2 separate regions of the Homo sapiens genome follow, and region 2 is linked to region 1. A link is a loop called in an ENCODE intact Hi-C map of the cell type or tissue named here. Cell type or tissue: natural killer cell. All regions are shown on one strand. Links, peaks and the distances in the headings refer to the core of each region. The heading gives the core; the rest is flanking DNA. Region 1 overlaps SSC5D (scavenger receptor cysteine rich family member with 5 domains). Region 2 holds the start of PTPRH (protein tyrosine phosphatase receptor type H).

Region 1 (11,022 bases), core at 1,382-9,381:
GTGGTGGACCTCAGCAGCCAGACCCTGCTGCTGGCCGCTTTGGCTGGGGTGCGGGCCCCATCTGGCTAGATGATGTGGGCTGTGTGGGGACCGAGGCTTCACTGTCCGACTGCCCTGCTGCTCCCTGGGGAAAGCACAACTGCGCTCACAATGAGGATGTTGGGGTCACCTGCACTGGTAAGGAGGCCCTAGCTATCTGTTGACTCCAGGAGGGCTTCCTGGAGGGGAACAGTAACTAACATGGGCACTAACATTGATTGAGTGCTTCCTAAGCCCCAGCCCTGTGCTGGGTGTTTTTGCACATATAACCACATTGAAATCACATAATAAGTCTAGGGTGGTGTGTGTTATGCCCATTTTACTGATAAAGAAGCTGAGGCACAGAGAGGTTGGGTAACTTGCTCAAGATCACACAGCAACAACTAACTGGCAGATCTGGGATTCCCACTCAGAGAAGCTTCTGCTTCCTCTTCCTTCCAGGAATCAAGGAAATTTCCCACTAAGAAAGGAGCTTTAGCTTTCCTACGATGAAAGGAAGCAGGCAGGGCACTGGGAGATGGAAAGAAGCCAAAGTGAGAGCCAGTTAACATAAACTCAGGCAATGCCTGTTATTAAATTGCAGAGGCTGAGCCAGGTGCAGGGTCCTCATGCTGGGCTCATGAATGGAATGAACATGGTCTTGGTCTTTGAATAGCTCACAGCTCATGTAGAGAAATACTCTAACAAATCATTGCAAACCTGTGTGACTCGTTATAGTTTGAGGTTACCAAGACCACTGTCAGACTCAATAATTTGCTAGAAGAACTCTTAGAATCAAAGAATCTGTTACACTCAGCGTTATCGTTTATCACAGTGAAAGGATACAGATTAAAATCAGCCAAGGGAAGAGGCGCCTGAGGCAGGGCTCAGGAGACAGTAGGTGTGAGCTTCCAACTGTCCTGTCCCAGTGGAGTTATGCAGACAGCACTTCATTATCCCAGCAACGAAGTGGGACAACACACATGAGGAACTGCCAACTAGGGAAGTTCCCCCAAGCCTTGGCATCCAGAGTGTTCGTGGGGACTTGGCCACGTACATGTGGCTGACCATAAATCACACTGTTAGCATAGGCGATCTGGCATGGCCCAAGTGCCCCAGGGAAAAAAATCTCTTATCAGGCAAGGTGTTCCAAAGGCTTCGAAGTCATCTCCCAGGAGCCGGGGAAAAGGCGAAACCTTTCTTTGGGCAGGGTTAATCCTTTACTGCACACGTGTGCTAATCAGAAAGATGGAAGATGGAGAGTGGTGTCTCAAAGGATGGAGGCATCACCTCTGCTGGAAGCTACGGCTCTTCCCTCTGTCCCCGTCTTCCTGAGGGCCACGGGGGCACCACAGAAGGATTCTGAGTTCGGGAGTGGCCTGTCGGACCTGGGTACCCCACTGGTGGTCAGTAAGAATTGACAGGGAGGTAGGGAGACCTGTCAGAAGGTATAGGAAATGAGGCCCTGACTCAGAGCAGAAGCTGAGGAGATGGAGAGGAGAGGTCAGGTGTGAAAGGGTGAGGGGGTCAGTTATGTCCAGATTGTAAATGCCAAGAAGGCGGGGGCAGTGTCGGGTTTGGCTTGCCATAGGCTACCCGAGGGTCTAATATGGTGTGTGGCTCATAGGAGGTGCTCAATAAATATTTGTGACAATAAATGAATGAATGATGAATGAATGGGAACTGGGTGAGTGACTGGAGAGAAGGAGGGGCCTGGGTAGATGATCTTGTCATCATGGTGTCTCTGTCTTCTCTTCCTGCCCCACTCACCTTCCAGGGCCCCCAGGCCTGGACTCCATCTCAGACCCCTTCAGCTGGAGCTGGATTCCTGGACTGGGGAGAGATCGGGATGCCTGGCTCCCGGGAGAGCTGGCCACCAAGCCCTCTGCAAGTGTGACTGCCAGTGTTCTGGAGAAAACAACCACGAAGGCCCCAGGGAAAATGCCTAAGAGTACTAAGAAGTGGGTGACAAAAAATGCAAAGAGACCAACCACTCAACCCCCAGTGATGCCAACCACGAAACACTCCAGGGCCCAAAGCCCCCCAGACCTAACCTCACAGACCACTGCAGCACTGACCACTGAGGCCTCCCGAAGACCTACCTCTGAGTTTACCAGAAGGCCGACCACGGAGGCCCCCCAGAGATGGACCTCTCACACCACTGCCACGCTGACCCCTCAGGCCCCCCGAGAACGGACCACTAAGACCATGGCAATGCTGACCACTCAAGGCCCCCAAGAAATGACCTCTGAGTCCACTATCAAGAGTATCCCTCAGGCCTCCCTGGAGCCATCTGCTGAGATCCCAGAAGGGTCTCCAGAGTCACCCAAAGACCCGGCCCCCTCTCCCAGTGTTAGCACCACTGGGGAATCAGGTGAGTGGCCGTGAGGGGTGTGGGGAGAGAATGGGAGAGGCTGACCCTCCCTCCTGACCTAAGGGCCTTCCACGCAGGCCTGTTCCGGGTTCGTCTGGCCGATGGGCCCAACCGCTGTGCTGGCCGGCTGGAAGTGTGGCATGCCGGACGCTGGGGAACAGTGTGTGATGACAACTGGGACCTGCGGGACGCCACTGTGGCCTGCTGGGAACTGGGCTGTGGAAAGGTCCGGCCTCGAGTAGGCAAAACCCATTACGGCCCTGGGACTGGGCCCATCTGGCTGGATGACATGGGCTGTAAGGGAAGCGAGGCCTCACTGAGCGACTGCCCCTCGGGGGCTTGGGGGAAGCACAACTGTGACCACGAGGAAGACGTGGGGCTCACCTGCACTGGTACCAGGGCATGGCGGCGGTGGTGGGGTTGTCGGGGGTGGCCAGGAGAATGGAGTCAGGGTGGGGCCAGGTGACGGCACCATGGTCGACTCTAAAGAACTGGGTATGAGGGGTCGGGGTGGGGAGATCCCAGAGTTGCTCCAGAAGATTCCAAAAGGGGAGGGAAGAGCAGCAGCAAGGACCTCTGAGAAAGAGGATGGGGTCAACCATTACCCCAATTTCTCCAAAGGCTACACAGACTATGACGATTATCCCCCCTGGACCTGGGACCCCACCTCAAGAGAGGACCTGGCCAAGGGGACTACCACAGCGGGGGTACCTGGACACACTCTCCCCTGGAGGACCACCCGGCGCCCGGGTAGCTCCTCCCCAGCAATAAGGCGCCTGCCGGACACAGGTGAGAGGCCTGATTGGGGTGGCCATGGAGGGCCTCCATAAACCTCCATTCGCTTCCCTGCAGGGTTTCCAGAAAGACCCTTCTCAATGAGCTGGCTGAGGCCTCGGGGCACCCTGGAAAGGTTTTCCTTGGCTCCTGAGACCCTAAACGCATTACCTCCTTGGGCTCAATGGTGACACTTCTTCAGAGCCAAGGACACCATCTAAGAGATCAGGCTAAGCTCAGCAATCCTGAGCCCATGGCCCTCCTGTAAGCCACACAATATGCAAGCCTGGGGCCCTCAGTCAAACCCACAACCAAGGGCCATTCTGTCATCACATCATCGTCCCCACCCCAGCTCCCCCAGAGCAAGCGAAACCTCACCCATTCTTGAAGCTCACGCTCTGGTCCGGGCCTGGTATGGCTCAGAGGTGGGGACTCCTGGAGTGCAGCTTCTCTCCTTACCCTGGCCATCCCCTCCCTCTGGCCAGCAGAATCAGCCTCCAGGGCCACAGCTCCATCCCCCTCTGCTCTATGGCCTCTGTCTTGCTGCTGCAGCTCCTTCCACACCTGGGACCACGCCCCGCTTTGGCCCCCACATCACTGTCACCACATTCTTCTGCCTTTTTCTTTGCCTGTCTTCCTTGTATCCCCATCTCTCAGGATCCCTGCGAATCCATCTCTGCTCCTGTTTCTCACTTGCTGTTGGTCTCTTTTTTTCATTATCCATTTCTCACCCTCATCATCTCTATCTCTGTATTGCCCAGGATGGAGTGCAGTGGTGTGATCTCAGCTCACTGCAGCCTTGACTGCCCGGGCCCAAGCGATCCTCCTGCCTCAGCTTCCTGAAAAGGTGGGACTACAGATGTGCGCCACCACACCCGGCTCATTTTTAATTTTTGTAGAGACGGGCTCACTATGTTGCCCAGGCTGGTCTCAAACTCCTGAGCTCAGGCGATCCTCCTGTCTCACTCTCTCAAAGTGCTGGGCTTATGTCTGGGTTTATAAGTGTGAGCCACCATGCCTGGCCTCACTTCATTTTCCATGATCAAATTCTCTATCTTTTCTTCTCTGTGCCAATCTCTTTTTGCCTTTCATTTTCAATTTCTCACACTCGTCTTTATGCCGTATTTTTTTCATGGTAATTTCTTTTGCTCTCTCTCACCATCTTTCTCATTTTTTTTCTTTCGTTGTCAGTTTCATATTCCCATCATTTCTTTTTCCCTGTCTTTCTTTTTCAATTTCTCACCCTCATTACATCTATTTCTCACTCCAGTTTTCGTGGTCAGTTTCTCTTTATTTTTTTCTCCCTTGTCCTTCTGTCTTTTTGTTTCATTATCAGTCTCACACTCTCATCTCTGTTTCTCACCTAGTTTTTCCTGGTCAATTTATCTGTCTTTCCCCCTCAGTCTTTCACTTTTCTTTCAGATCTCACCTTCACCACCTCTGTTTCTCACTCCATTTTTCATGGTAAATTTCTCTCTCTCTTTTTTGAGACAGGATCTTGCTCTGTTGCCCAGGCTGAAGTGCAGTGGTGCGATCTCAGTTCACTGCAGCCTTGAACTCCCAGGCTCAGGTGATCCTCCGACCTCAGCCTCCTGAATAGCTGGGATTACAGATGCACACCACCATGCCTGGCTAATTTTTTTTTTTGAGACAGAGTCTTGCTGTGTTGCCCAGGCTGGAGTGCAGTGGCGTGGTCTCGGCTCACTGCAACCTCCACCTCCCGGGTTCAAGTGATTCTCCTGCCTCAGCCTCCTGAATAGCTGGGATTACAGGCGTGTGCCACCACTCCCGGCTAATTTTTGTATTTTTAGTAGAGACGGGTTTCACCATGTTGGCCAGGCTGGTCTCAAATTCCTGACCTCGTGATCCGCCTGCCTCGGCCTCCCAAAGTGCTGGGATTACAGGGGTGAGCCACTGCTCCCGGCCTGATTTTTTGTCGAGATGGGTTCTCACTATGTTGCCCAGGCTGGTCTCAAACTCTTGGGCTCAAGTCATCGGCTTGCTGCGGCCTCCCAAAGTGCTGGAATTGCAGGCGGGAGCCACTGGGCCCAAACTGTTTCTGTATCTTCCGTCCTCTTGTCTTTCACTTTCAGTTCTCAGCTTCGCCACCTGCTTCTCACTCGATTTTTCACGGTCGGTTTTGCTATATCACCTCATACTCTCATCGTCTCCATTTCTCACTGCGTTCTCTCCCCAGGCCCAGCGCTGTGGTATCTTTTCCTTTGTCTCTTACGGTTGTTTTCTGAGTCTCCATCTCCCGCGCCTTCCCTGCAGTCTCCCGCGTGCTCTCTTCTCTCTCCCCCTCGTTTCTCTCATGGTCAGCCCCCTTCCCTCCGTTTCTGTCTCCCGCGGGCTCCTCTGTCCGTTTCTCACCGTCCCCGCCGCCCTCGCCGCTCCCTCACGGGAGGTTTCACTCCCCACCTAAGGGGCAGCGTTTCTGTCCTCCCTCTGTGCCCGTCGCAGTCGCTGTTTCTCCGTCTTCTCCCTCCCTTCCACTCTCCCGCCCTGCTCGCCGTCTGGGGCTGCCTGGGTTTCTGCCTCTGTCGCCCCGCGCCCCGTACCTGTGCCCTCCTGAGAGGCCCAAGCCTCCCGCTCCCGCAGGAGAGTCTCGCCGCAAGCGTCCTTTCCCGCCTTTTTTTTTTCTGGCGCTCAGCACGCATGCGCAGGCGCGGTGGGCCCGGGAATGGAGGGACGGGATGGGGCAGGCGTTCATCTGCCTCGCACCTCGTGACGTCACAGGCGCGCTGCGCCTCCTGATTGGCCAGCCGGCGCATCGCCCGCAGTAATAATAGCTGGGCGAAGGGCAACCAGGCCCCAAGAAGCGGGCCTTGAGGTGGGGAAAGGGAGGGAGGAAGCAGGCCCTAGAGGCGCCGTGACTTGGGGGTGGGTGGGCTCCAGCTGTGAGTTAGAGCTATCATTCCGTTTCCAGAGCCGGAAGCGGGAGCTCCGAGAGGTGATGCTCCTCGTTCAAGGACTGCCAGGGTTGCAGCGCCTCCCTAGCCCATAGCGCCCCCTCGTGGTGGAGGCGGGCACGTGCCGGGCACAGCGGCTGCGGAGACAGCGGGTCCGGCCTCGGGACCCCTCCCGTAGGGTAGGGAGGCAGCCAATGAGCAGAAATAAATGCAGAATCACAAACTGCGCCGGTGAAATGAAAAGACAGCCATGTGTGCCACCTTATCAATAGGAAGACTTGGAGGCGTATGCGGGGTGGAGTGGGAGACGAGGCAGGCATGCATTCTTAGCTTCAGGAGCAATGTAACCTTGAAAAAGTGACTTGGTCTCTTTGAGTCCCCGTTTCTTATTTATATTGTTTTATTTATTTATTATTTATTGAGACGGAGTCTCGCTCTGTCACCCACGCTGGAGTGCAGTGGCGCTATCTCAGCTCACTGCAACCTCTGCCTCCCAGGTTTAAACGATTCTCCTGCTGCAGCCTCCTGTGTAGCTGGGATTACAGGCGCACGCCACCACACCGGGCTAATTTTTGTATTTTTAGTAGAGACGGGGTTTCACCATGTTGGCCAGGCTGGTCTCAAAGCCGACCTCGTGATCCACTCGCCTTGGCCTCCCGAAGTGCTGAGATTACAGGTGTGAGCCACCGCGCCCGGCCACCTGTTTCTTTCTCTGGAAAAAAAATGGGGCGCCAGGGTTGTTGGAAAGGTGGAACGAGAGCTCACCTAGTCTGTGCTGGGCATGCATGACCCCAACTTCAGGCCATAGAAACTGTTGCTACACCTGTGTTTCAGATGGGGTAAAAAGTGAGGCTCAGAGAAGTTTAACTTAGGAGCCACGATTATAACCTGTTTTAAGTGATTTCACACGTTTTGCTCCTTGGATTGGGAACCATATGCTAAAATAGAAGCACGAGTCTGGAGTCCGACTCTCCTACCAGGTTCCAATCGTGGTTCCAACCCGGATTAGAACTAGTTGGGTGACTGCAGGCCCCAATTCAATGAACAAAATGTGTGTGAAATCGTTTAAAACCGCAGAATATTGTTTGTTAGGGTTATTTGCTGAAAACGAACAACAGCTGCAGGATTTCAGGGAACGAGCGATTATTTGTAGTAGAGAAATCAAGGAAACCTCACAGGGGAGATGATATTATTTCATCAGCAGGCCACAAGGAGAAATGAATTCTCAGAGAAGCAAAGGGTGGGAGAAATTTGCATTGCCAGAAATTTTCATCGGTGTTATCCATCTCTGCTAGACTTTAAGCTCTGTGAAAGATCTGTATCTATTTCAATTGCTGCCATAATACATCGCCACAAATTTAGTGGTTTAAAACAACGCAGACTTATTATTTTGCAGTTTTGTAGGTCAGAAGTCAGACTTGCTTAGTGGGCTAAGATCAAGGCGCCAGCAGGGTGGTTCCCTTTGGAAGGCTCTAGGGGAGAATCCATTTCCCTGCCTTTTCCAGCTTCTAGAGGCCACCTACATTCCTTGGCTTGTGGCTCCATCCCCCATCATCAAAGCCAGCAACATTGCATCTCTCTGACCTTTCCTCTGCCTTCGTATTTTTCTCTCTCACTGTGGCTTGAAAGGTTCTCTGATTTTATTTATTTATTTATGAGACAGAGTCTCACTCTGTCGCCCAGGCTGGAGTGCAGTGGTATGATCTCGGCTCACTGCAGCCTCTGCTGCCCAGGTTCAAGCAATTCTTATGCCTCAGCCTCCTGAGTAGCTGGGATTACAGGCGTGTGCCACCACTCCCGGCTAATTTTTGTATTTTTAGTAGAGATGGGGTTTCACCATGTTGGCCAGGCTGGTCTTGAACTCCTGACCTCAGGTGATCCACCCGCCTTGGTCACCCAAAGTGGTGGGATTACAGGCGTGAGCCACGGCACCCAGCCAGTTCTCTGAGTTTAAGGACTTAGATTGGGGCCACTTGGCTAATCAGGATAATTTCTCCATTTCAAGGTCTGGACCCTTAATTACATCCACAAGTCCCCTTTTGCCACGTAAAGTAACATATTCACAGTTTCTGTGGATTGGGGCACACACATCTTTGGGCGAGGGGCATATTATCTTGTCTATCATGGATCTATCTGGAATCCCTAGTGTCTAGGGCAGTGCTTGAAACTCAGTAGTTAATTTTTATGTTATTTGTTAAATGAATGAACAAATGAGAGATGACATTGTAAGTCTAAGAGACACTGGAGATGAGATTGGAGGCCTGTGGAATTTGGATTTTTTTTTTTTTTTTTTTTTTTTTTTTTTTTTTTTTTTGAGACGGAGTCTCGCTCTGTCGCCCAGGCTGGAGTGCAGTGGCGTGATCTTGTCTCACTGCCAGCTCTGCCTCCCGGGTTCACACCATTCTCCTGCCTCAGCTTCCCGAGTAGCTGGGACTACAGGCGCCCACCACTATGCCCGGCTAATTTTTTGTATTTTTAGTAGAGACGGGGTTTCACTGTGTTAGCCAGGATGGTCTCGATCTCCTGACCTCGTGATCTGCCTGCCTCGGCCTCCCAAAGTGCTGGGATTACAGGCGTGAGCCACCGCGCCCGGCCGGAGTTTGGATTTTTATGGAGCAGCATTTCTTCAGGCTTCCTGGATGATGGAGTTTGGAGATACAAACGTCAGTTCATGTGTCAAATGCCTACTGTGTGACAGAGCATGTACTAACTACTGGGAGGTAGTGTTAGGGAGCAAAGCAGGGGAAGGGGCAGGGGAGACTGAGGGTTGCAGTTTAAAATAGGATGGCCAGGTGTGGTGGCTCATGTCTGTAATCCCAGCACTTAGGGAGGCTGAGGCAGAGGGATCGCTTGAACCCAGGAGTTCAAGACCAGCCTGGCCAACATGGCGAAACCCTGTCTCTACTAAAAATACAAAAAAATTAGCCTGGTGTGGCGGTGCATGCCTATAATCCCAGCTCCTCGGGAGGCTGAGGCAGGAGAATCGCTTGAACCTGGGAGGCGGAGGCCACAGCGAGCCAAGATTGTGCCACTGTACTCCAGCCTGGGTGACAGAGACTGTCTCGAAAAAAATAAATAAATAAAAATAAAATAAAAAATTCACCAAGCAGGGGCGTGCTCCTGTAGTTCCAGCTACCCGGGAGGTTGAGGCAGAAGAATCACTTGGGCCCTGGAGGTTGAGGCTGTAGTAAGCCATGGTCAAGCCACTGCACTGCAGCCTGGATGAGTGAGACCCCGTCTCAAAAAAAAAAAAAAAAAAAAAAAGGATGGTTAAGAGACATTTTACGGGCCGGGCGCGGTGCCTCACTCTAGTCCCAGCACTTTGGCAGGCTGAGGCAGGTGGATCACCTGAGGTCAGGAGTTCCAGACCAGCCTGGCCAACATGGTGAAATCCCGTCTCTACTAAAAATGCAAACAATTAGCCGGGTGTGGTGGTGCATGCCTATAATCCCAGCTACTCGGGAGGCTGAGGCAGGAGAATCCTTTAAACCCAGGAGGCGGAGGTTGCAGTGAGCCGAGATCCCGCCACTGCACTCCAGCCTGGGTGACAGAGCGAGACTCCGTCTCAAAAAAAAAAAAAAAAAAAAAAAGAAAAAAAGAGACATCTTACTAAGAAGGTGCCATTTAAGTGAGAAGGCCCTGAGGCCCTGAGGTGGGTGCATGCTCTGCTGGTTCAAGAAATAGCAACAAGGTGGATGGGACTAGAGCGGAGTGTTGGGTGGAAACGGTGGCAGCGGGGGAGATGGGGAATGGACTGTAGGGGCCAGCGTGGATGCAGGGAGCCCGGGAGGTCCAGGGGAGAGTGACAATGGCTCTGATCAGGGTGGCAGTGGAGACCAAGGGAGATGTGGATGTATTCAAGCCATATTCTGGGGTTTGAGCTGATGGAGCTGAGTGATGGGTTGGGGACAGTGAGGAGAGGGAGGCAGGGAACGGGTACCTTTTACCAGGTCGGGGAGCTCTGTGAGGTGGGGGCACAGCAGCCAGAGTGGGGATATCAGGAGATATTAGCTGTGCATCCTGGAGGTCCAGGGAGCGCCTGGGCTGAGGATATAACTTAGCGAGATGGAATTTGAAGCTGTGGGAGTGGATGTGACTGCACAGATAGACAGCTGTGTCTAATGTAGTTCCCGCCACTGCCAGCTGGGAAGCCGGGGAGACCCGTGCTTGGGGTATCGCCGGAGGTTTATCACCCTATGAGGTCATGCAGGGAGAAGAGGATCCAGGACTAAATATGAGATTAACTTTAGAGGTTGGATGATGATGAGGATAATGGTAGCTGCTATTTTATCGCGTGCTCTCCATGGGCCAGGCGCTGTTCAAAGTGCATCCTGTGGTTACACTCCCTTCCTCCCCATGCAGCCTTGTGAGGTGAGTCCTATCCTTAGCTTGATTTTACAGATAAGGAAACTGAGGTAGGGAGAGGTCAGGATTGCAAAAGGCTGAACTTGGATTCAGACTCCAGATTCCACACCCTTGCTGGCTCTAGCCTTGGAGAGTGGGAAGGACAGAATTAGGTCTGTAGAATCCAGGGCGCATGCAGCAGGGATGGCCTCATCCACAGGGGATGGGGGGAGGCCTCCTGAGGGCATGGCCTGTGGACTAACTCCTATACAGCAGGGATGGCCTCATCCACAGGGGATGGGGGGAGGCCTCCTGAGGGCATGGCCTGTGGACTAACTCCTATACAGCAGGGATGGCCTCATCCACAGGGGATGGGGGAGGCCTCCTGAGGGCATGGCCTGTGGACTAACTCCTATACAGCAGGGATGGCCTCATCCACAGGGGATGGGGGGAGGCCTCCTGAGGGCATGGCCTGTGGACTAACTCCTATACAGCAGGGATGGCCTCATCCACAGGGGATGGGGGAGGCCTCCTGAGGGCATGGCCTGTGGACTAACTCCTAAAGGATGAATAAAGGCTTGCCAGGGAAGGAAGGGGTGA
Region 2 (11,022 bases), core at 1,808-9,807, 290 kb before region 1:
GTCAGCTCTCAACCACCCCCTACCACTGTCCTTATAAAAGAAATAAAAATAAAGCAGTGGCTGCCTCTTACCTGTGGCAGTAGTGACAGTCCCCACAGAGCTATTTACTCCGTCTTTCTCCACCCACACAGAACACGTATACAATGACCCGGGTCCAAGGCCATCCACGGTGACGTTGGTGGCTGTTGTGTTTCGAGTCTCTGTTGTGCCGCCGTCTCCAGTACACTGAACCCAGTAGTTGGAGTTCTGTGAGTCTAGGCCATCGGGGACCTCCCAGCTCAGGGAGATGGAGCTGGTGGTCTGAGTCTCCACTGTCAGGTTCCTCCCTGGGTTGGGGGCTGAGAATTGGGAAGGAAGGTCTGACAAAAAGGGAACCAGGTCAGTACAATCCCTCCCAACCCCTGAGCTCACGCCCCAAGTCCAGAAACAACGGCGCTCATAAACCCCTACCATGGACCACTGGACCCCACGGGGACCCCCCAGAGGCTCACGGCAGTTGCGGTCCCACCTCTTCGAGTGGGCAGTGAGTTCAGGCAGGGGTCACTCACCAGGCGCCCTGGCCCCTGTCCAGCTGCACAGGCCCTGGAGGGAACCCAGAGAAAACGGAGTCAGCCTCTCAACCACTCCTCCGCCCAGTGAGGCCGAGGGGCTGGGAGGAGCGGCTGGTCCCCGCCCCATGAGTCACCCTTGCATGGGAAGGAGGGGCCGGTGTTAGGCTGGGCTGTCACGACCTCGACCGTCTTTCCTGGGTCGAGGAGAGAAGGGGGAGCATGGCAGGAGCAGAGCTTAGGGAGCTGGGGTTGGCTCCACCCGATAAGGCTGAGAGATAAAATTAATGATTTCATTTCCTGAAATATATGTCCTTGGAAAACCGAGGGCAGAGAGCAATGAACAGACTGGGAAGGGAGAAAAAAACCAAGGTTGGGGATCAGGAACCTTGGCCTGAGGGTGGAGGGCCTGGGGGCCTGGGGGCCTGGGTCTGAGGGAGGAGGGGCTGGGGGTCTCGACCTCTGGTTTGAGGGAGGAGAGGTTGGGGGCCTGGACTCCTGAGTCTGAGGGAGGAGGGGCTGGGGTCTGGACTCCTGGGTCTGAGGGAGGAGGGGCTGGGGGTCTCGACCTCTGGTTTGAGGGAGGAGAGGTTGGGGGCCTGGACTCCTGAGTCTGAGGGAGGAGGGGCTGGGGGTCTGGATTCCTGGGTCTGAGGGAGGAGGGGCTGGGGGTCTCGACCTCTGGTTTGAGGGAGGAGAGGTTGGGGGCCTGGACTCCTGAGTCTGAGGGAGGAGGGGCTGGGGTCTGGACTCCTGGGTCTGAGGGAGTAGGGGCTGGGGGTCTGGATTCCTGGGTCTGAGGGAGGAGGGGCTGGGGGTCTGGACTCCTGGGTCTGAGGGAGGAGGGGCTGGGGGTCTCGACCTCTGGTTTGAGGGAGGAGAGGTTGGGGGCCTGGACTCCTGAGTCTGAGGGAGGAGGGGCTGGGGTCTGGACTCCTGGGTCTGAGGGAGGAGGGCCTGGGGGCCTGGGGGCCTGGGTCTGAGGGAGGAGGGGCTGGGGGTCTCGACCTCTGGTTTGAGGGAGGAGAGGTTGGGGGCCTGGACTCCTGAGTCTGAGGGAGGAGGGGCTGGGGTCTGGACTCCTGGGTCTGAGGGAGGAGGGGCTGGGGGTCTGGATTCCTGGGTCTGAGGGAGGAGGGGCTGGGGGTCTGGACTCCTGGGTCTGAGGGAGGAGGGGCTGGGGGTCTCGACCTCTGGTTTGAGGGAGGAGAGGTTGGGGGCCTGGACTCCTGAGTCTGAGGGAGGAGGGGCTGGGGTCTGGACTCCTGGGTCTGAGGGAGGAGGGGCTGGGGGTCTGGACTCCTGGGCCTGAAGGAGGAGGGACTGGGGGTCTGGACCCCTGAGTCTGAGGGAAGAGGGGCTGGGGGTCTGGACTCCTGAGTCTGAGGGAGGAGGGGTTGGGGGCCTGGACTCTTGGTTTGAGGGAGGAAGGGCTGGGGGCCTGGACTCCCGGGTCTGAGGGAGGAGGGGCTGGGGTCTGGACTCCTGGGTCTGAGGGAGGAGGGGCTGGGGGCCTGGACTCCTGAGTCTGAGGGAGGAGGGGCTGGGGTCTGGACTCCTGGGTCTGAGGGAGGAGGGGCTGGGGGTCTGGACTCCTGGGCCTGAAGGAGGAGGGACTGGGGGTCTGGACCCCTGAGTCTGAGGGAAGAGGGGCTGGGGGTCTGGACTCCTGAGTCTGAGGGAGGAGGGGTTGGGGGCCTGGACTCTTGGTTTGAGGGAGGAAGGGCTGGGGGCCTGGACTCCCGGGTCTGAGGGAGGAGGGGCTGGGGTCTGGACTCCTGGGTCTGAGGGAGGAGGGGCTGGGGGCCTGGACTCCTGGGTCTGAGGGAGGAGGGGCTGGGGTCTGGACTCTTGGTTTGAGGGAGGAGGGGCTGCTTCCTGTCCGTGAGCACAGCTGTGTGTTGCCTGAAGCCAGTGTCCCCCGCAGCAGACACGACAGTGTCTAAGGGCCCGGGTGAAGCTGGTGTCCCCCACAACAGACACGACAATGTCTAAGGGCCCGGGTGAAGCTGGTGTCCCCCGCAGCAGACACGACAGTATCTAAGAGCCCAGGTGTAAGACTCTCCTACAGTCTCTGCCAAGCCTGAAGCCCTCTTCCTTCTCCAGGGGATCTTCAGCACCTACTTCCTCAAGATCGAGGTGCAGGCACCCAGCTCCTTCTCCCTCAGACCTGGGAGTCCCTGCCTTGGGAGCCCGCTCTGGGCGGGGAGCACTTACCAGCAGCACCAGGTTCCCCCAGACCCCGAGGCCCCCGCCAGCCCCAGCCATGCCTCCAGACACTGCCGGGGACCCAGGAGTCCCAGGCCTAGTCCTTCCACCTGCTGGACTTTACACTCAAGAATTTCCCCTTTACCAGATCATTGGTGAAGCCAGAGGCCAGGGCGGGAAGGGGAGGAGGAGGAAGTGGAACCCAGCTCCCAACCCTGCCCCGCTGGCCCTCACCTTCCTCCCTCACCGCTGCCTCTAGCTCTGACACTGGAGATGCCTCCCATCCTTTCTCCAGCCCCCAGCCCACTCCACTTTGTCCCCCGAAATCTCCCTCTGCACCCCAGGTACCGGGTGCCGCGCCCCACTGCTGCACGGATGCGGGACGTGGGGCAGAGGATGAGAGCAGGGGGTGCTGAGAGAAAGGCCAGCTGACTCCCTCGCCTCCCTGGTGGGTGATCACACATCAAGAGCAGCCTGGGGCTTAGACCTCATGCCCCTCGTCCCTGGAGCACGCTCTTCCATTCAGCCTCTGACGCCTTTCCCCTCTCCGTCTCCCACAAGCCCCTGCAGCTCTCACAAAATGAGCCCAGCGGGCTCCTGCCTCTTGGCCTTTGCCTAGACTGTCTCCCCCACCAGATGCACCTGCCTACTTTCCCCCTAACAGTCTCCTACCCACTGCTCCATTAGGATTCAGCTTGGAAATGACCCATGCCGGGCCTGGGGCCTTTCTAGCCTGGTCAGGACCCTGTGCACTGTCTTCCACACCCCAGACTCTCTAATTTGCATATCCATCTGTGACCCTGAGCAAATGACTTAAATCCACAGTGACTCAGATTCCTCATCTCTAAAGAATGGGCACCCTTGTAAATATGCTAAGAGAAATAGATGAGTTACTACGTGGAAAGTCTTGGAACAATGCCTGGCCCATTTTAAACAGTTGATAAATATTAGTCATGTTTATTTTTAGTTCATCCCTAGGCCACCTGTGCTCAGAAGGGGCCTGACACCCAGGGCTTTTCAAGGTGTTTTTGTTGACTTACTATGTGCACACGTGGACTGCCTTCATCTCACATATAGTGCGGAAATGAAGAATAGAAACCCCAGCCGGGCATATTGGTGTGTGCCCAGCTACTCAGGAGGCTGAAGTGGGAGGATCACTTGAGCCCAGGAGTTTGAGACCAGCCCGGGCAATATACAAAACCCCATCTTTACAAAGAAAAACAAAAAGAGAGAAAAAATTACCCAGGCATGGTAGTGCACGCCTGTAGTCCCAGCTACCGGGAGGCTGAGGTGGGAGGATCACCTGAGACTGGGAAGTCAAGGCTGCAGTAAGCTGCGATTGTGCCACTGCACTCCAGCCTGGGTGACAGAGTGAGCCCCTGTCTCAGAAAGCAAAACAATGGCCAGGCGCGGTGGCTCACACCTGTAATCCCAGCAATTTGGGAGGCCGAGGTGGGCAGATCACCTGAGATCAGGAGTTCGAGACCAGCCTGGCTAAGATGGTGAAACCCCATCTCTACTAAAATGCAAAAATTAGCTGGCTGTGGTGGCAGGCACCTGTACTCCCAGCTACTCAGGAGGCTGAGGCAGGAGAATGGTGTGAACCTGGGAGGCGGAGCTTGCAGTGAGTCAAGATAGCGCCACTGCACTCCAGCCTGGGTGACAGAGCAAGACTCTTTCTCAAAGAAAAAAAAAAAAAAAAAAAAAGCAAACAAAACAGCTGAGCATGGTTACTCACGCCTATAATCCCAGCACTTTGGGAGGCTGAGACGAGAGGATTCCTTGAGCCCAGGAGTTCAAGACCAGCCTGGGCAACATAGGGAGATCCCGTCTCTATAAAAAGTAGAAGTAAATTAGCCAGGCATGGTGGTGCACACCTGTGGTCCCAGCTACTCAGGAGGCTGAAGAGGGAAGATCAGTTGAGCCCAAGAGGTGGAGGCTGCAGTGAGCTGTGATTGCACCACTGCACTCCAGCTGGGGTGACAGAGGGAGACTCTGTCTCAAAATTAACAAATAAATAAATAAGTTCTCACACCACCACTTTGAGAAGTCAGTTTCTCTGTCTCTGAGAGCCTCAGTTTCCCCATCTGTATACACAAAGGTTTGGTTGCGAGAAGTTTCCTTTCAGTGGGCACCGGATGTAATTCATGCCAATCACTTGCTTGGGTTTCTGTTTTAACCTTTCTCTGTTTCTCGTCTATATCTTAAAAAAAATTTTTTTTTTATTGAGACAGGGTCTTGCTTTGTTGCCCAGGCTGGTCTCGAACTCCTAGACTCAAGTGATCCTCCTACCTTGGCCTCCCAAAGTTCTAGGATTATAGGCATGAGCCACCACACCCAGCTGTCTCCCCTATACTTTTTGATGTCTCTCTCTCTCTCCTGGTCCTCCTCCTCCTCCTCACTGTCTCTTCCCTCTATCTCTCTTCCCTCCCATCTAGATCCCCAACTTATAAACATGCTCACCCTCCCTGTCTATAAAAAAATGCATCACTTACATTGACTCCACACCCACCGTCCTACCACACCCTACTTGCTTTCTCTTCAAAACCCAACTCCTCGGCCGGGCATGGTGGCTCACGCCTGTAATCCCAGCACTATGGGAGCCCGAGGCAGGTGGATGACCTCAGGCAGGAGGTCAGGAGTTCAAGACCAGCCTGGCCAACATGGTGGCCATCTGTACTAAAAATACAAAAATTAGCCGGGCATGGTGGTGCATGCCTGTAATCACAGCTACTCAGGAGGCTGAGGCAGGAGAATCGCTTGAACCCAGGAGGGGACACTGCAGTGAGCCGAGATCGCACCACTGCACTCTAGCCTGGGTGACAGAGGGATACTCCATCTCAAAAAACAAAAAGAAACAATAAAAAAATCAACCACTCCACAAAATGACCCACATTCCCCAGCTTCCAAAGTCCTCCTGGAGCAGCTGCCTGTGTATGGGGAAGGCAAACCAAAAACAAAACCTGTAGGACCTCGGACTCGGGCCCTCCAACTCCAGTCCCTCCTTCAGATGAATGCAGCCCCAGCCAACATCTTAGCAGCAACCTCAGGAGAGACTCGGCCGTGCTCCTCTTTTCCCCTTAAGAACAGAAATTTCCACGGAGCCACTAATGAGAGTCCCATTAGCACGACCCTCATCACCTGAGTTCTTTTCAATTCCTCTTACCTGTGTGATGAGAAGCACCAAGAGAGCGTTGCTTGGTGTATGTAATGATACCATCTCTAGGTCTGGTGAGCAGGAACCAGAGTCACCACAGTGGGGCAGCAGAGGGCCTGGGCTCAGGTTTCCCAGAAGCAGAGCCTGAGGCAGGGATTCAGATGCTCATGAACTGTTTGAGGGTTTGCTTTCAGAAGACAGAGAGTGATGAAAGCAGTATGGGGCAGAGGAAGGAGCCAAGTGAGGCTATCACTTCAGAGGGATCCCATCACAGAGACAGGATCTGAACTTTTAACCTCTAATCTTTGTCTATGGGCTTCTCCAGGGGTGAGAGTTTCATGACTTTCCTAGTAAAACACGTTCCTCTCAGGTCAAGAGCAAGTTTTTTGTTTTTTTTGTTTTGTTTTGTTTTCAGATGAAATCTCGCTCTCACTCTGTCACCCAGGCTGAAGTGCAGTGGCACCATCTTGCCTCACTGCAACCTCCACCTCCCGGGTTAAAGGATTCTCCTGCCTCAGCCTCCCGAGTAGCTGGGATTACAGGCGCCTGCCATCACACCCAGCTACTTTTTGTTGTTGTTGTTGTTGTTTGTTTGTTTGTTTGAGACAGAGTCTGGCTCTGTTGCCCAGGCTGGAGTGCAGTGGCTCGATCTCAGCTCACTGTAAGCTCTGCCTCCCGGGTTCACGCCATTCTCCCGCCTCAGCCTCCGAAGTAGCTGGGACTACAGGTGCCCGCCAACATGCCCAGCTAATTTTTTATATTTTTTGGTAGAGATGGTGTTTCACCATGTTAGCCAGGATGGTCTCGATCTCGTGACGTCGTGATCCGCCTGCCTTGGCCTCCCAAAGTGCTGGGATTACAGGCGTGAGCCACTGTGCCTGGTCAATTTTTGTACTTTTAGTAGAGACGGGGTTTCACCATGTTGGCCAGGCTGGTCTCGAACTCCTGACCTCGTGTGATCCGCCTGCCTTGGCATCCCAAAGTACTGGGATTACAGGTGTGAGCCACTGCGCCCAGCCAAGACCAAGTCTCTTGAGAATGTGGCATCTGCAAGCAGCCAACACTGCTTAAGAATGAGTGCTCAGTGCCTGCAAAGGAGATCTGGGTGAAGCACCAGCGACGTCCACCCCTAAAGCCTCACACCTGTTACCAGTCCTGAGCCAGTTCTCAGTCTTGGAACCCCTTCCATGTAGCGGATGCTTTTCCCTCAGGGAGGACTCACCGATACTAGTCAAAGTACATACTGTAAACCTTCCTCCCAGTTTCTCCTAAAGGCCAATATCCATGGTCGCTGGGGATTAGAGAAAGAGAAAAGGCTACTGGACTCTGACTCTGAATCAATCCTAATTTGGAGGCACACACAGGTCACCGTGAATCATGGTCTGACTGGTGTGCTTGGGGCTGTCAGGTAACGAACGGAGGGTTCACCTAAAGACCATCACACAGTGGGTCAACGGGACTCTAAAGACCCTGTGTGGCTCCTTCCTCAGGCCTTGAGAGTGAAGTTGAAATCGACATTCTCATAAAATGGCAGACACAATGCTTTGGCTTCCCTGATCTGTAGTGTGAAAGCTTTGATGGTGGGAAGAAGAAATGGAAGCCCCTAGAAATTCCCCCATCTATATTGGGCCAGTCTTTCATTGCTATAAAGAAATACCTGAGACTGGGTAATTTATAAAGAAAAGAGTTTTAATTGGCTCGCGGCTCTGCAGGTTGTACAGGAAGCGTGGTGCTGGCATCTGCTCAGCTTCTGGGAAGGCCTCAGGGAGCTTTTCCACTCATGGCGGAAGGTGAAGAGGGAGCAGGCACATAACATGTCGAAAGCAGGAGCAAGAGAGAGAGGACGGGAGGTGCCACACACTTCTATTTTTTTATTTTATTATTATTAAATTTTTGAGATGGAGTTTCCCTCTGTCACCCAGGCTGGAGTGCAGTGACACCATTTTGGCTCACTGCAACCTTCACCTCCTGGGTTCAACTCCCAGCTAGTTTTTGTATTTTTAGTAGAGATAGGGTTTTGCCATGTTGTCCGGGCTGGTCTCAAACTCCTGACCTCAGGCGATCCAATGCACCTCGGCCTCCCAAAGTGCTGAGATTACAGGTGTGAGCCACCGCGCCCGGCCTTGCCACGTACTGTAAAATACCCAGATCTCTTGTGAGCTCACTCATCACCATGGGGATGGTACTAAACCATTCATGAGGGGTCCATCCCCAAGATCCTAACACCTCCCACCAAGTCCGGCCTCCAACACTGGGGATTCCATTTCAACATGAGATTTGGTGGGGACACAGATCCAAACCATAGTATCATCCTTCCCAAACAGTCAACCCAGGGAATCACAGAGATCAGCGCCAGCATCAAGCCTTGGAAAACACAGGGGTGGGATATGGGAGGGTGATTCCTAAACATTATCCTTTGATTCACATGATTAATCTATGCAGGAGCTTATGGATCTTGGAAGACAGAAGTAAGAAATGGTGATACTGGCCGGGCTCAGTGGCTCACGGCTGTGATCCCAGCACTTTGGGAGGCCAAGGAGGGCGGATCACGAGGTCAGGAGATCAAGACCACGGTGAAACCCCGTCTCTACTAAAAATACAAAAAATTAGCCGGGCGTGGTGGTGGGCACCTGTAGTCCCAGGTACTTGGGAGGCTGAGGCAGGAGAATGGCGTGAACCCGGGAGGCAGAGCTTGCAGTGAGCAGAGATGGCGCCATTGCACTCCAGCCTCGGAGACAGAGCGAGACTCCGTCTCAAAAAAAAAAAAAAAAAAATGGTGATACCCTCGGAAGTGGCTGGTCTTCTCAGGGTAAGGTCTCCTTCAGCAAATCAGCACAGCCCCTGGCACCTGATATTCAGCTAATGAACTGGAAAAGGCGTTTTGCCTATAGAAGTTAGCCTGAATGAAGAGTGTTCTTTACTCCAACAGTGACAGAAGGTCAGTGTGATTCCCTTTAGACTGTCTGGGACCTCGGTCATCTTATCAACCCATAAGACATCACGCTGTTCCCCCTCACTCCTGGATAGCAATTTATCCTCACTGGAATGGACACTTACAGGTGTTTATTAATTTCTCAGTGATTTGTTGAATGAATGAAGGAATGAATGAATGAATGATGTCTTTACCTTGAGATTGGAGTTCTTTCAGATTTGCTCTCTGCCCACCTCACCAGCCTCTTCTCCTATCTTTACTCCAGCTACACAGATGTCCGTGCATGTTTTTCTTAGCACTCCAGGTGGATTCAAACCTCAGGGCCTTTGCACACACTGTTCCCTCTGCCTGGTAAAATATTTCTCCACCAGCCAGGGCCTACTTCTCTTTCTACTTCTGGTTGACCCCAGATACAGTTGGCCACTCCCTCCTATGTTTGGAGCCAAACTAAACAAATCTCTTATTATAATACTCATCACATTGTCTGTGGCTTTGCCTATTTTTCCTTTCTTTTATCAGAGTGGAAGAAGCTTCTTTGGGTAGAGACAAGTCTATTCATCTTGGGGGACATCAGGCCAACTCCACACCGAAGGCTGATGAAACTTCAGGCAATATCCCTTCATCTGAATCTGATGACGTGTGTCACGTTTTCCAGGTCCACACTCAGGGATCTGGTCTGCGTTTTCATGTAAGCTTTCTCCACTCTCACTTTCCCTGGACTCTCATCCAGGATTAGATTTTTTTTTTTCTTTTAAATGGAATCTCATTCTGTCACCCAGGCTGGAGTGCAGTGGCACCGTCTCGGCTCACTGCAACCTCTGCCTCCTGGGTTCAAGCGATTCTCCTGCCTTGGCCACCACGCCTGGCTAATTTTTGTATTTTTAGTAGAGACGAGGTTTTGCCATGTTGACTACGCTGTTCTCGAACTCCTGACTTCATGTGATCCACCCGCGTCAGCCTCCCAAACTGCTGGGATTACAAGCATGAGCCACCACGCCTGCCGCGATTAGATCATTGATCTCATTGCAGGTGAACCAGTCCAGACCCCCATCCAGGTTTTCCAGCTTGCTCGCTCCTCACGCTGTGGCTGTGTCCTGTGTTGCCGTGTTTCCGCTGAATCCAGCCCTTGTTTTCGCTCTTCCTGGCCTTGCGGGCAGCCAGGATTGAAAGATCCAGGAAGTGACAGGGGCCTGACTCATCAACTTGTAAGAGAGCTGGGGTTCTCCTAGATCCATGCTCGCACTGAGGTGAGAAATGAGAAGCCAGGGCCGGGAGCCTCCTGGGGGTTGGCTGCCAACGCCAGGCAGGCGGGGAATGGTGATTTTCGCTTGTATCGTGGAGGATGCCACGCACAGACGTGAATAGAAAGAGCCTGGACCGTGTCCTGAGGTCAGCGACTGAGGTCCTGGGTGGGGCCAGCCAGGACCTGCCCGGGGGCTACTGCCCTCTGAATCAATACCTCCAGGGACCCTACGTTGACACCCATGGCCTCCCACTCTCCACCCCTCAGTCCTGCGTGCGGCACGTAGTGCTCACTGGGCGTCTGTGTAGGGGGTTGAAGGCTGAGGCTGGAACAAGGGCGTGGCGGTCGCAGGCTCCAGGGCACGACGGTCCTTCCTCTTCCCCTTCTCAGCCACATCTGGGGCTCCGTCCCTGCAGCCAAGGCTCCCTGGCGCTGTCCTTGGTGCTGACGCGGTTCTGGAAGTGCGGTGCCAGGGTGGCTGGTGCGGCTCCCGATGGAAAAGCCCCACCAACCCCACAAAGCAGACTCGGGAGAGAACACGCCACCGTCTTTAGCGAATCTTACCAACCCAGGGCCAAAGCGCCCTGCACCCCAGAGCAGCACTCGTGGTGGGAACACAGGCTGATGTAATAAACAGAAAAGTGACTGCGGGGGATGGGGAAGGCGGGATGTCCTTAGCGTCCCATGGAAAAAACATATTTCCTCCAGATGGGATCATCGATAACTTTTTTGAGTCTTGAGTAAATAACTTCGGGCGGGGCGCGGTGGCTCACGCCTGTAATCCCAGCACTTTGGGAGGCCGAGGCGGGTGGATCACTTTAGGTCAGGAATTCGAGACCAGTGCGGCCAATATGGTTCTGAAAATCCCGTCTCTACTAAAAAGACAAAAATTAGCCAGGCGTGGTGGCAGGCTCCTGTAATCCCAGCTACTCGG

The links. A loop is a pair of places that touch in the nucleus more often than their neighbours do. Peaks named below come from ENCODE experiments on the same cell type or tissue, not always from the same donor. Only the 100,000 strongest peaks of a DNase experiment are listed, where the experiment ranks them.
Region 2: a loop joins it to region 1, with 5 times the contacts of the local background. A loop is called at or near these places in 2 of 110 quality-filtered maps.

Annotation. Positions count from the first base shown.
Region 1 is chr19:55,498,021-55,509,042 of GRCh38, forward strand. SSC5D (scavenger receptor cysteine rich family member with 5 domains) reads left to right here. Exons shown (of 14, transcript NM_001144950.2): 9 at 1-177; 10 at 1,796-2,392; 11 at 2,470-2,784; 12 at 3,014-3,181. Among named protein-coding and RNA genes, the nearest start is that of SSC5D, 15 kb to the left of the region's middle. RefSeq lists silencers at 5,676-5,765, 5,816-5,865, 10,102-10,396. In natural killer cell, for the core only: CTCF peaks have their summits at 6,184 (motif pointing left) and 6,387; DNase peaks (open chromatin) are centred at 5,271, 5,901 and 6,161; H3K4me3 peaks cover 1,116 bases; H3K27ac peaks cover 1,343 bases.
Region 2 is chr19:55,206,618-55,217,639 of GRCh38, forward strand. PTPRH (protein tyrosine phosphatase receptor type H) reads right to left here and starts at 2,884. Exons shown (of 20, transcript NM_002842.5): 1 at 2,766-2,884; 2 at 549-582; 3 at 72-338. The coding sequence starts at 2,816. LOC124904771 (a long non-coding RNA gene) reads left to right here and starts at 8,972. Exons shown (of 2, transcript XR_007067346.1): 1 at 8,972-10,092; 2 at 10,479-10,808. In natural killer cell, for the core only: no CTCF peak of the experiment used is centred there; a DNase peak (open chromatin) is centred at 6,024.